Linked DNA regions of Mus musculus: region 2 is linked to region 1. The links are chromatin loops, found by intact Hi-C in ENCODE. Cell type or tissue: heart. All regions are shown on one strand.

What was found. Peaks named below come from ENCODE experiments on the same cell type or tissue, not always from the same donor. Only the 100,000 strongest peaks of a DNase experiment are listed, where the experiment ranks them.
Region 2: it touches region 1 in a loop (2.1-fold over the local background); 5 of 42 quality-filtered maps call a loop at or near these places.

What each region holds. Positions count from the first base shown.
Region 1 is chr13:62,975,738-62,980,737 of GRCm38, reverse strand. The region is part of intron 1 of Aopep (aminopeptidase O); the gene reads right to left. Among named protein-coding and RNA genes, the nearest start is that of Aopep, 13 kb to the right of the region's middle. In heart, no CTCF peak of the experiment used is centred here; a DNase peak (open chromatin) is centred at 2,397; H3K27ac peaks cover 1,395 bases.
Region 2 is chr13:63,025,103-63,030,102 of GRCm38, reverse strand. The region is part of intron 2 of Aopep (aminopeptidase O); the gene reads right to left. Among named protein-coding and RNA genes, the nearest start is that of Aopep, 63 kb to the right of the region's middle. In heart, no CTCF peak of the experiment used is centred here; no DNase peak of the experiment used is centred here.

The DNA.
Region 1 (5,000 bases):
TGTGACGGAAGGTTTAGAACAATTTCCAAGAGGAGCTTAGCCCTGAGCTGCCTGGACAGATCACCCACCCCCAAACCCACACACAGGGTCAGCTACTTCTGCAAAGATCACTAGCCAGCAGGTGACACAGGACAGGCAGGGCCTGTACCTGATCCCATGTGAAGCAGCTGTGACTAATGCCTGACACCTCTGTAGTGCCAGACATAAGGCCAGATCTACCAGCCTGTTTCAAGGAGAACTGAGGAAAGAGGGAAATAAATGACTTGTGGCTCTTTCTTGTCCCTTACTGTTTCCAGAAGCTGGATACAATTTATTCTACAATTCTTAGTAGGAAAACTTCCATTTCGCCCTCACCATGGCTTCAGAGTTCCAGCCTCATGCAGCCTGCTGGCATGTGGCTTACAGCCTGCGTGCCAAGTCACAGCTCCCTGGAATTTCTTGGATTGCATTTTTCTGAAGGAAGCTTTGCCTTACAACCTTGTAACTACAAAAGTATGCTTTGTAAAGACTAATCAGAAAACACTGCAGAACTGCAAAATTCTTAACCCTAGGGACTACAGCTCAAGGACAGACAGAAAGACCCTAAAAGTCAGAGAGTACTGAGCCTAAGCAAGTGTCTTCTAGATGTGACAGAACAGCCATGTTCATGAATTCACAGCAGGCAACATTCTAGCCTGGGGCTGGGACAGACTCATAAGTGGCCCCTGGCCCTCCATCCTGAGGAGTCATTGATACTTGAAAGCTCTAGGAGAAGGAAAAGTCTGGGCCTTCTTTAAAAGTGTGGCTCTCTGGAAGGCCATCCTTACTCTGGTAGGGAGTCCCATACCCATTAGAATTAGATGAACATCACAAACTAAACTCGGTGGGTTCTTTAAAAAAGACCTGAAGTTGAAAAGGGGTGGGGGCTGGTATGGGAGGCATCATGAGGAAAATGCAGGTAAATATGATGAAAATACACTGTGTGCCTCTAAAATTAACTTTGAGAATTTCACCAAATACTATTAGTTTTGTGTAACACTGTTGCAGTCAAGCAATTTTCTGGACCATTTTTAATCTAGGAAGACTATTGGTGATGTCTCAGATATTTTTCTTCCCAACATCTCGGAATGATTTCCCAGAGAATAACAAACAGCTGGTACTTCAGTATTAGTAATTGAGATTCATATTTGTGAATGTTCTCAGAAACTCATACAATCATTTATATCTTGGAATTCCCCAGGGCAAAATGATAATTAAACAATCAGCTCCCCGCTTGGAACTGGATCATCATATTTCTCCAAGCTGCTGTGCGGACCGCATGCACTACACACGGCCTGGGGGAGGCAGGGGCTGCTGGGGATGCAGGCTCTCAGATGAATGACTCCAGGGCTAGGAAAGGACAGCCTCCAGGAGCAGCCAACAACCCACACTGGAAACAGGACATTCAGAGAATTCTTATAGACTGAACAGCTGAGCTACCTGAACCAACCCTTGCCCTCAAAGCCATGCAATCAGGATTCTCTTAAGCCACTGCATACATAAAATTAAAGAAAATCTAGGAATAACTGGTTAAAGAGATGGCACAGTTGGTAAAGTACTTGTCGTGAAAGCATGAGGACCTGAGCTCAGCCCCCAGAACCCAGCTGAGGTAGCCAGGAGTGGTGGGTACACTTGTGACCTCAGCACCCACCAGGAGGGTAGGGAACAGTCCATCTCCCAGAGCAGCCTAACTGCCAAACTCCAGGACAGTGGAAGCCTGCTGCGGAAACACCAACACAGACAGCCAGTACAGGGCACCCAAGGCTGCCCCGGGCCTCACATTAAAGGAAGCAAAGAGCAAGGCTCCTCTCCACTGCATTATACAGTGTATAGGTTCCAGGTTAAAGTGCAGCCACGAACAGTGCATGACTGCATAGTGGTCACTCAGAAAGGGAGTGGCCCTACATAAAGGCTGAAAGATCCTCTACAACACAATGAAAATTTTACTTGCTCTTTATCATTGCCATGTTTTTGTTTTTGTTTCCTGGTCTCAGCAATGCAGTTGACCTACATGGGCTACTAATCCCAAATTTACACATGTTCTACAAACTCACGGGAGTTCTTGTTAAAACAAAGTACTGAACTTTCAGGATCGGTATGCCTAACAGAAACATGAGATGCCAGAACTAATCAAAGACTGATCTACTCCCAATTACTGCAATTTGACATTTAATTTCAATGATGCTTTAAAAAAATCCTTGCATCTGGCAAAAAGTTCCAGCCACCTGCAAAGGGGCTTCCTAAGCAGGAAGCTTGCTGCTTAGCACAGTGAGGGATTTTGGTCATTCAAAATTTGCAGGATATGTAATAACTTTTTTTTTCCATACCTCCCCCAATCCTGGCCCCTGTCTGACCCCACAGCCCCCACTTCCTGCCTTATACTCAGTCTCTTTGTCTTCTTTATAGGAAGCTACACAGGAAGGGCAAGAGGTTCCCCTGTTCCTGTCCTAGGATACACACTTCCTTAGCCACTAAGGAGACAAGCTCTCTTCACCTAGAGATTTATCTGGTGACCATGTCACCTGGCTGTACAGATAGAGTCAAAAGCAAGGCTCCTTCAAAACAACAGAAGCATTCAGACCATCAGCATCTGTACTCTGGCAGAGTGTGGGAATAAATACACACCACGGCACAGCTTCCCAACAGAGGGAGATTCCGAATGTACACTCCAGATGGGTGCCCTGTTCTTAGGAAAGGACTTTTTCACTCATTGCAAGATATGAAGATCTGCTCAGCATTTTTTTCCTCTATGCTGGATCACACCAAAGTCTTCAACAATGCAATGTAAACAAGAATTCTACTCTTGAACTACATCCCCAGCCCTTTCTTTACCAACCTCATAAAGACACCTCTAACATCAGAAATCTATTATAGTTTAAATATTTATGTAAGATCACCATCAAATTAAAAAATTGTGCATGGAAATTTTGCCTGCATGCATGTCTGTGTACCACATGCATACCTAGAGGCTACAGAAGCCCGAAGACGGCATTGGATGCCCTGCAACTGGAGTTACAGATGGCTGTGAACTACGATACAGGTGCTGGACGATGGAAGCAGGTCCTCTGGAAAAACAGCACGTGTTCTTAACTGCAGCGTCGTCTCTCCAACCACAACTTTTTGGAAATTTATGCATTTGGGCCAATGGTGTACAAAGTCAGACCAAAAAGACACTGAGAGAAAAAGAAGTACCCAAAAGTTATAAAAACAAGCCAGATAATCTCATGAATATCTAGGCACAAGTCAGGGAAGTGGCTGCTCCAGGAAACATTGAGCAACCTTCTCCTGGTTAGCTCCTTGGGCACTATGATAAATGATGCAACCAAAATTGATTTGAGAAAGGGAAAAAATGGGTTATTTAGCTTACACTCTGTGTCACAGTCCATCACTGAGGAGTCAAGGCAGGAGCTCCAGGCAGAACTAAAGCAGAGACCATGGAAAATATTCACTAGCTTTCTCAGCCTTCTTTCTTATACAGCTCATGACCAGGGATGTTACCTCCCACAAAGGTCTATATCATTCATATTTTTAAAAATGTCCCTCTGTAAGCTGGGCATGGTGGCTCATGTCTTTGATCCCAGCACTTGAGAGGCAGAGGCAGGCGGATTTCTGAGTTCGAGGCCAGTCTGGTCTACAAAGTGAGTTCCAGGACAGCCAGGACTACACAGAGAAACCCTGTCTCAAAAAACCAAGAAAAAAAAAGTCCCTCTGCAGACCAGGCTGACCTTGAACTCACAGAGATCCAACTGCCTCTGCCTCTTGAGTGCTAGGATTAAAGCCATGCACCACCACTGACAAAAATCGCACGATAAATTCATTAGATGCGGAAAAAGCCTTTAACAAAATGCAAGACCCCTTCAAGTTAAAAGTCTTGGAGATAGCAGGGATTCAAGGCACATACCTAAACATAATAAAAGAAATCTACAGCAAACCAATAGCCAACATCAAATTAAATGTAGAGAAACTTGGAGCAGTCCCACTAAAAGACAAGACTACCTACTCTCTCCCTATCTATTCAATGTCGCACTTCAATTGTATCTATTCAATGTAGTTCTAGCCAGAGCAATAAGACAACTAAAGGAGATCAAGGGAATGCAATTTGGAAAATAAAAGGTCAAAGTTTCACTACTCATGGATGAAATGATAGTATACATAAGTGACCCCAAAAATTCTATCAGAGAACACCTACAGCTGATAAACAGCTTCAGCAAAGTAGCTAGATATAAAATTAACTCAAACAAATCAGCGGCCCTCCTTTATACAAATGATAAATGGGCAGAGAAATAAATTAAGGAAACAATAACCTTCAAAATAGCCACAAACAATAAAAATATCTTGGTGTAACTCTAGCCAAGAAAGTAAAAGATCTGTATGACAACAACTTCAATTCCCTGAAGAAGATATCAGAAGATATAAAGATCTCCCATGCTCATGGATCAGTAGAATTAACATAATGAAATGGCCATCTTACCAAAATCAATTTACAGATTCAATGCAATCACCATAAAAATTCCAACACATTTTTTAACAGAACTTGAAAGAGTAATTCTCAACTTCATATGGAAAAAACAATAAACTCAGGATAGCTAAAATAATCCTGAACAATAAACAAAAAACAAAAAACAAAACCTCTAAAGGAATCACCATTCCTGATTTCAAGCTGTACTACAGAGCAATAGTGATTAACAACTGCTTTGTATTGGTACAGAAACAGATAAAGTTGATCAATGGAAAAGAATTGAAGACCCAGAAATAAACGCACACACCTATGGACACTTGATTTTGAAAAAGAAGACAAAACCATAAAATGGAAAAAAGAATGCATATTCAACAAGTGGTGCTGGTCTAACTGGATGTCTGCATGTAAAAGGAAGCAAATAGATCCATATTTATCACCCTACATAAAACTCAAGTCCAAGTGGATCAATGACCTTAACATAAATCAGATACATTAAATGTCATAGAAGAGAAAGTGGGAAATA
Region 2 (5,000 bases), 49 kb before region 1:
TACCCTATCACTTCTGAGATTTGTTTTGAGACAGGGTCTCCCTATCTAGCTCTCACTATGTAAACCAGGCTGGTGACCTTGCAGCAATCCTCCAGTGTCTGCTTCCCATGATGGGGTTACAGCTGTGAGTCATGGCATTAGGCTTAAGGTTTTTTTTTCCCTTCATCCCGATCATTTACTGGAGATGGGGAAGGTTGTAGGGGTGGGGATGATAGACCCAGTGGCTAAAATGAGAACTAAGGAATTCTAGGGCCAGACTTTAATGGTACACCCTTATAATCCTAGCACTTGGGATGTGAAAGGAGGATTAGAAGTTCAAAGTTTTCTTCAGCTACACAGCTTGGAGGTGAATCTCAGTCAGAATTCCAACAAAATAAGAAAGAAACTCTTCCATTCACTGAATTGCAAAATACCATGTTGTGCCTTCACTATCTACTTCTAGGCATTGTGTTCTATAGTCTGGCCAGGTCCCTACCACTCACCTCCTCCCAATATCCTCATTATATTCTATTATTTTTACCTTTTTGTTTTTAGAGGGTGAAAGGGTTGATCTGAGCCAGAGTCTCCTCTGTAGCCTAGGACAGCCTTATTCTCTTGCATCCTCCTCCCAAAGGCTGGACTACACTCTATCAGAGGGGCTGGTCCCCAGTGCCCTTCCCTCCTGCTTCTTTACACGCTTGTGTATCTGTTCTATAGGCCTAAGATGCGCTCTCATTCTGACATTCTTCTTGCTATCTAGAGCTGGAACTTCAAAGATGTACATCAAGTCATCAACCTGAAAATCACATCCAAAAATACAACGCATCAGCTGCGCTTGTTTGGTTTTTGATTCCTGGAAAGTTTTCACGTAGTCTCCATGAACACTGGAGAATCCCAGGTACAACTTCTGTCTGTTTTTTGTTTTTGTTTTTGTTTTGTTTTGTTTTGTTTTTGAGACAAGTTCTCACTATGTAGCTCAGACTGGCCTCAGAATATGTGTCAATCCTTCTGTCTTGGCACTCCAGTACTAGAATTACAAGTATGAACCACCACTGCCAGCTAATAATTCTTGAAGCTGCTCACTTTCTTTCGCACTCCCCAACCCCTGCCTATTCCTCTCGGCATCTTTTCTCAGCTGCAGGTTCACTCCTCCCTCCCCAACATGTTCAAACCAAAGGCCTTTGATCTTTTACAACCTGGTATCCTTATGCATATCTCACAGCATAATGCAAATACAAATAAAAAACAATTTAAAGTTGGGTAACTGTATTTGCAGAAATTAAAGCTCTATCCTTAGGTTGGTGCTCTGATGAAATGTGGGCATTGCTAGCAGGTAGAAGGTACATAAAGATGAATGCACAGTCATGCTGTGGTATTCCCTACAATAACTCATAACAAAGATGGCTCTTACCCAATGAAGGCCAAGTCCCTACTAACCAACCCTTCACTGAGAGGAGGAAAATCAACATGTATTTATAGGCAGACTACAGAGTATCTGGATATGTAATCACAGAAATAAATGGATCTGTGTTTACTGGACAGGCACAGCCTTGCACCTCACCTTTGCTGACATGCTTACAGGATGGATGTACAGGTGCCAGCCTGAGTTTCTCCGATGCTTATAACTCCATTACTCCCAGATCGAAGGATTCCTTCTAGCACACAAAGAAAAACATTCTCTCCCTGGGGCTCATCTCAAAAGCCTTGGGCAACCAACCCTCCTGGGAGATCGCTGGGAGCCCAGGCAGGCTGCACAGTCATGGAAATAGGATGAAATTGAAAATCAGAGGTAAAGAGGGTGAGATGCATTGAAAGGCAGGTCCATGGCTTCATACCTGAGGAAGAACCTGTCAGAATAGTTGCTTAGAGTCCTGGCTAAGGAGCTCTGTATTCATGGAGTAGGCAAACAGAGCTGAGCAACTAACTCCAGCACGCTTCCTCTTCACCTTAAAGAACCATCATAATGGAGAATCGTCAGGAAACTGCTCCAAACCACGCACTCTCTTTTTCTGCTGATTACTATACAGAACGGCCTTCTCAGGAGAGAAGGGGGCGATTTCTGGTTTTGAAAGATTCCAACCTCACCTCTTTTCAACATGGTAGTCTTTGTCAGAGGCTTTGATCAGCAACCAGCAGCTAGAGAGCTATAAGTGGGAGATAGTTGGCAGCCTGAAAGGCCAAATCCGCTGTGTGGCTTCATGGGGCTTTTCTGAGATGGGGCAAATGGCTGGCTAGGGAATCACAAAAGCTGGTTTAGGGGTTACAAACACGGGAGTTTAGCTAGAACCATCTAGAAGTTTCCATGGGTTACAAAGTGTCCAGGCTTCCAATTTACTTCCACCTATTAATTTGCACTTAATATTTTTACAAGTTTGTGTTTTAAAGAAAACTGTGATACAGTTTCCACTACAGTAAGCAAAATCCCTGCTTTCTTATGCCACACATGGAGACCCAACATTTCCAGTACAGGAAGTGCCGCCAACAATGGGCTCCTCCTTTCCTCTCATAGTCCATTTCATTACATCATTACCAAATCCAGAACTCATCAATATCATCTAGACAGCAAGTCTAAAGACATCATTATTTTGAAGTGGACAGGACTTATTCAAGGGCAAAGGCAGGCTTTGTCACTTGGGAGCTCCTCCTGATGTCAGGCGGGAAGGTGGAAATCCTGTCATGGAATCGTCTCACCTTACACATGAAGAAATTAGGCTCTGGTTGTAAATAACTTTACCACAGTTGCCTGTTGTTGGCAGCATGGCAGCACCAGCACTCAGAAGCATCTGGGTTCTTCCCTCCAATTTTACAACAGACTACACTCTTCAGTTACATAGGCCACTGTTTTCTGTTGATATTAGATTTCCTCTCTCTCTCTCTCCCCCTCCGTCTTTCTTTTCCTTTCCCTTTCCCTTTTTTTCCCTTTTTCTTTTTTCCCTTTTTTCCCCTTTTCCCCCCTTTTCCCTCTCTTTCTTTCTTTCTCTCTTTCTTTCTTTCTTTCTTTCTTTCTTTCTTTCTTTCTTTCTTCCTTCCTTCCTTCCTTCCTTCCTTCCTTCCTTCCTTCCTTTCTTTCTTTCTTTCTTTCTTTCTTTCTTTCTTTCTTTCTTTCTTTCTTTCTTTCTTTCTTAATGATTTTAGCTAGGTGTGGTGGTGCATACCTTCAGTCCTTGGGAGGCCAGGTTGGTCTGCCAGGACAGTCAGGGCTATGTAGAGAGACCCTGTCTCAAAAACAGATAAACAAAGGTTTGTATTTTAAATTTAGAGATAGAATCATCTCCCTGTGACTCAAGTTAACCTTGAACTTACAAAGACCTGTCTTCCTCTGCCTTCCCTGTGCTGGGATTATAGGTGTGCATCATAGCTGACAGGATGTTCTCTTAAGAACTGAAACCTCAAACTATAAAGTTTCTGTGGGTGCAAAGGACATTATCAGCCCAGTGAAGAGGGAGTCTAGAGAGTGGGAAAAATATTTATCAGCCATCCATATGATAGAGGGTGTCTATAACATACAGAGTTAAAAACAAACAAATAAAAAACAATGGCTGATATTGCATAGTTAATTATATAACTATATAAATATAAATGTATAATTATATAAATATTACATATTTACTATTCTTGGCCACCAGAGAAATGCAAATTTAAACTACTTTGAGGTTTCATCTTCCCCAGTTAGAATAGAAAGAAAGAAGGAAAGAAAGAAAGAAAGAAAGAGAGAAAGTAAGCCAACAAATGTTTGTGTGAATGTGGGAAAGAGAATACTTCCTCATTGCTGGCAGGAGTGTAAACAGCGTGGAGGTTCCTCAAAGAGCTAGAAATATATCTACCATATGATCAAGCTATAACAGTCCTGGGAATATTCCAAATGACTCTACATCCTACAAGAGAGATACCTGCTCATCACTGTTCTTTGCTACTCTAATCACAACAGCCAAGAAACAGAAACAACCTAAGTCCAGCCATAGATGAGTGGATAATGAAAATGTGGTTCACAAATATAAAATAGAATATTATTCAACTGTAAAAAAAATAGTGAGATTTGCAGGAAATGGATGGAACTGGAAATAATCTTTCAGAGGCAACCCAGACACAAAAAGACAAGATCCACAGGTTCTCTTATATGTGGATACCAGACTTGAATCTTAGGTATGTTTAAGCTGGAATACTCATAGAGATCAGGGAGCTAGGAAGGGTCTATGGGGAGGAGTTGTTTCAAGGGAAAGAAGTCAGAATGCAGGTAGTATGGAGAGGAAAGGAAAATGGAATGGGAAGGGTTAAATGGTATGTGGATGGGAAGGGGAAGAGGAGGGAGTGCAGGACAGGATAATGAATACTAATGGCCTTGAAAAGGATTATATGGAAGTTTGTTGCTGCAGAAACTTACTCAAATACATACACATGTACATATCTACATAAGAAAGTTTAAAATGGAGTTACTCTAAAACAGGGAAACAATATATCTCCTCAAGACATTATAGATTATCATAAAAATCCCACTGCTTGTATGGGTCACTTCCCTTTAAGTTGTAGGTTAGTGGGATCCCATGATCCTCTCCCAAAACATTACAGGCTCTTGTCATTGTCCTGGATACCCTCCAGAACTTGATGGTAAGATACCACATACTTGAGTCACAGGACAAAAGAATCAAGGTGGAATCACTTGGAAGTTTCATCCCTAATAGCTAGCTTTCTCAGTGCTAAGGTTTTATGTACACTACTGGGAACGAAACAGAATCAACAATCTTATACAGTTATGAAGCCTGTGAGCTACAATGCTTAGCCTCGCACAATATGCCCACTGGCACGATAGCATCATGGATGTTGTAGGAGCAATCAACCAATTTCTGACCAATTTATGGTTTTGTTTGAAGCTTGTTCCACAAGATGGAATCTATGCCTGATATTGTTAACTGGGCCCAAGACTCATTTCTGGATGTCACGGGCTCCAGGGGAGAACCTAGTGCTACAATTCTGCTAAATGGACATAGTAATAAACTGCTCCCAAACTCTTATCTTTATTATAC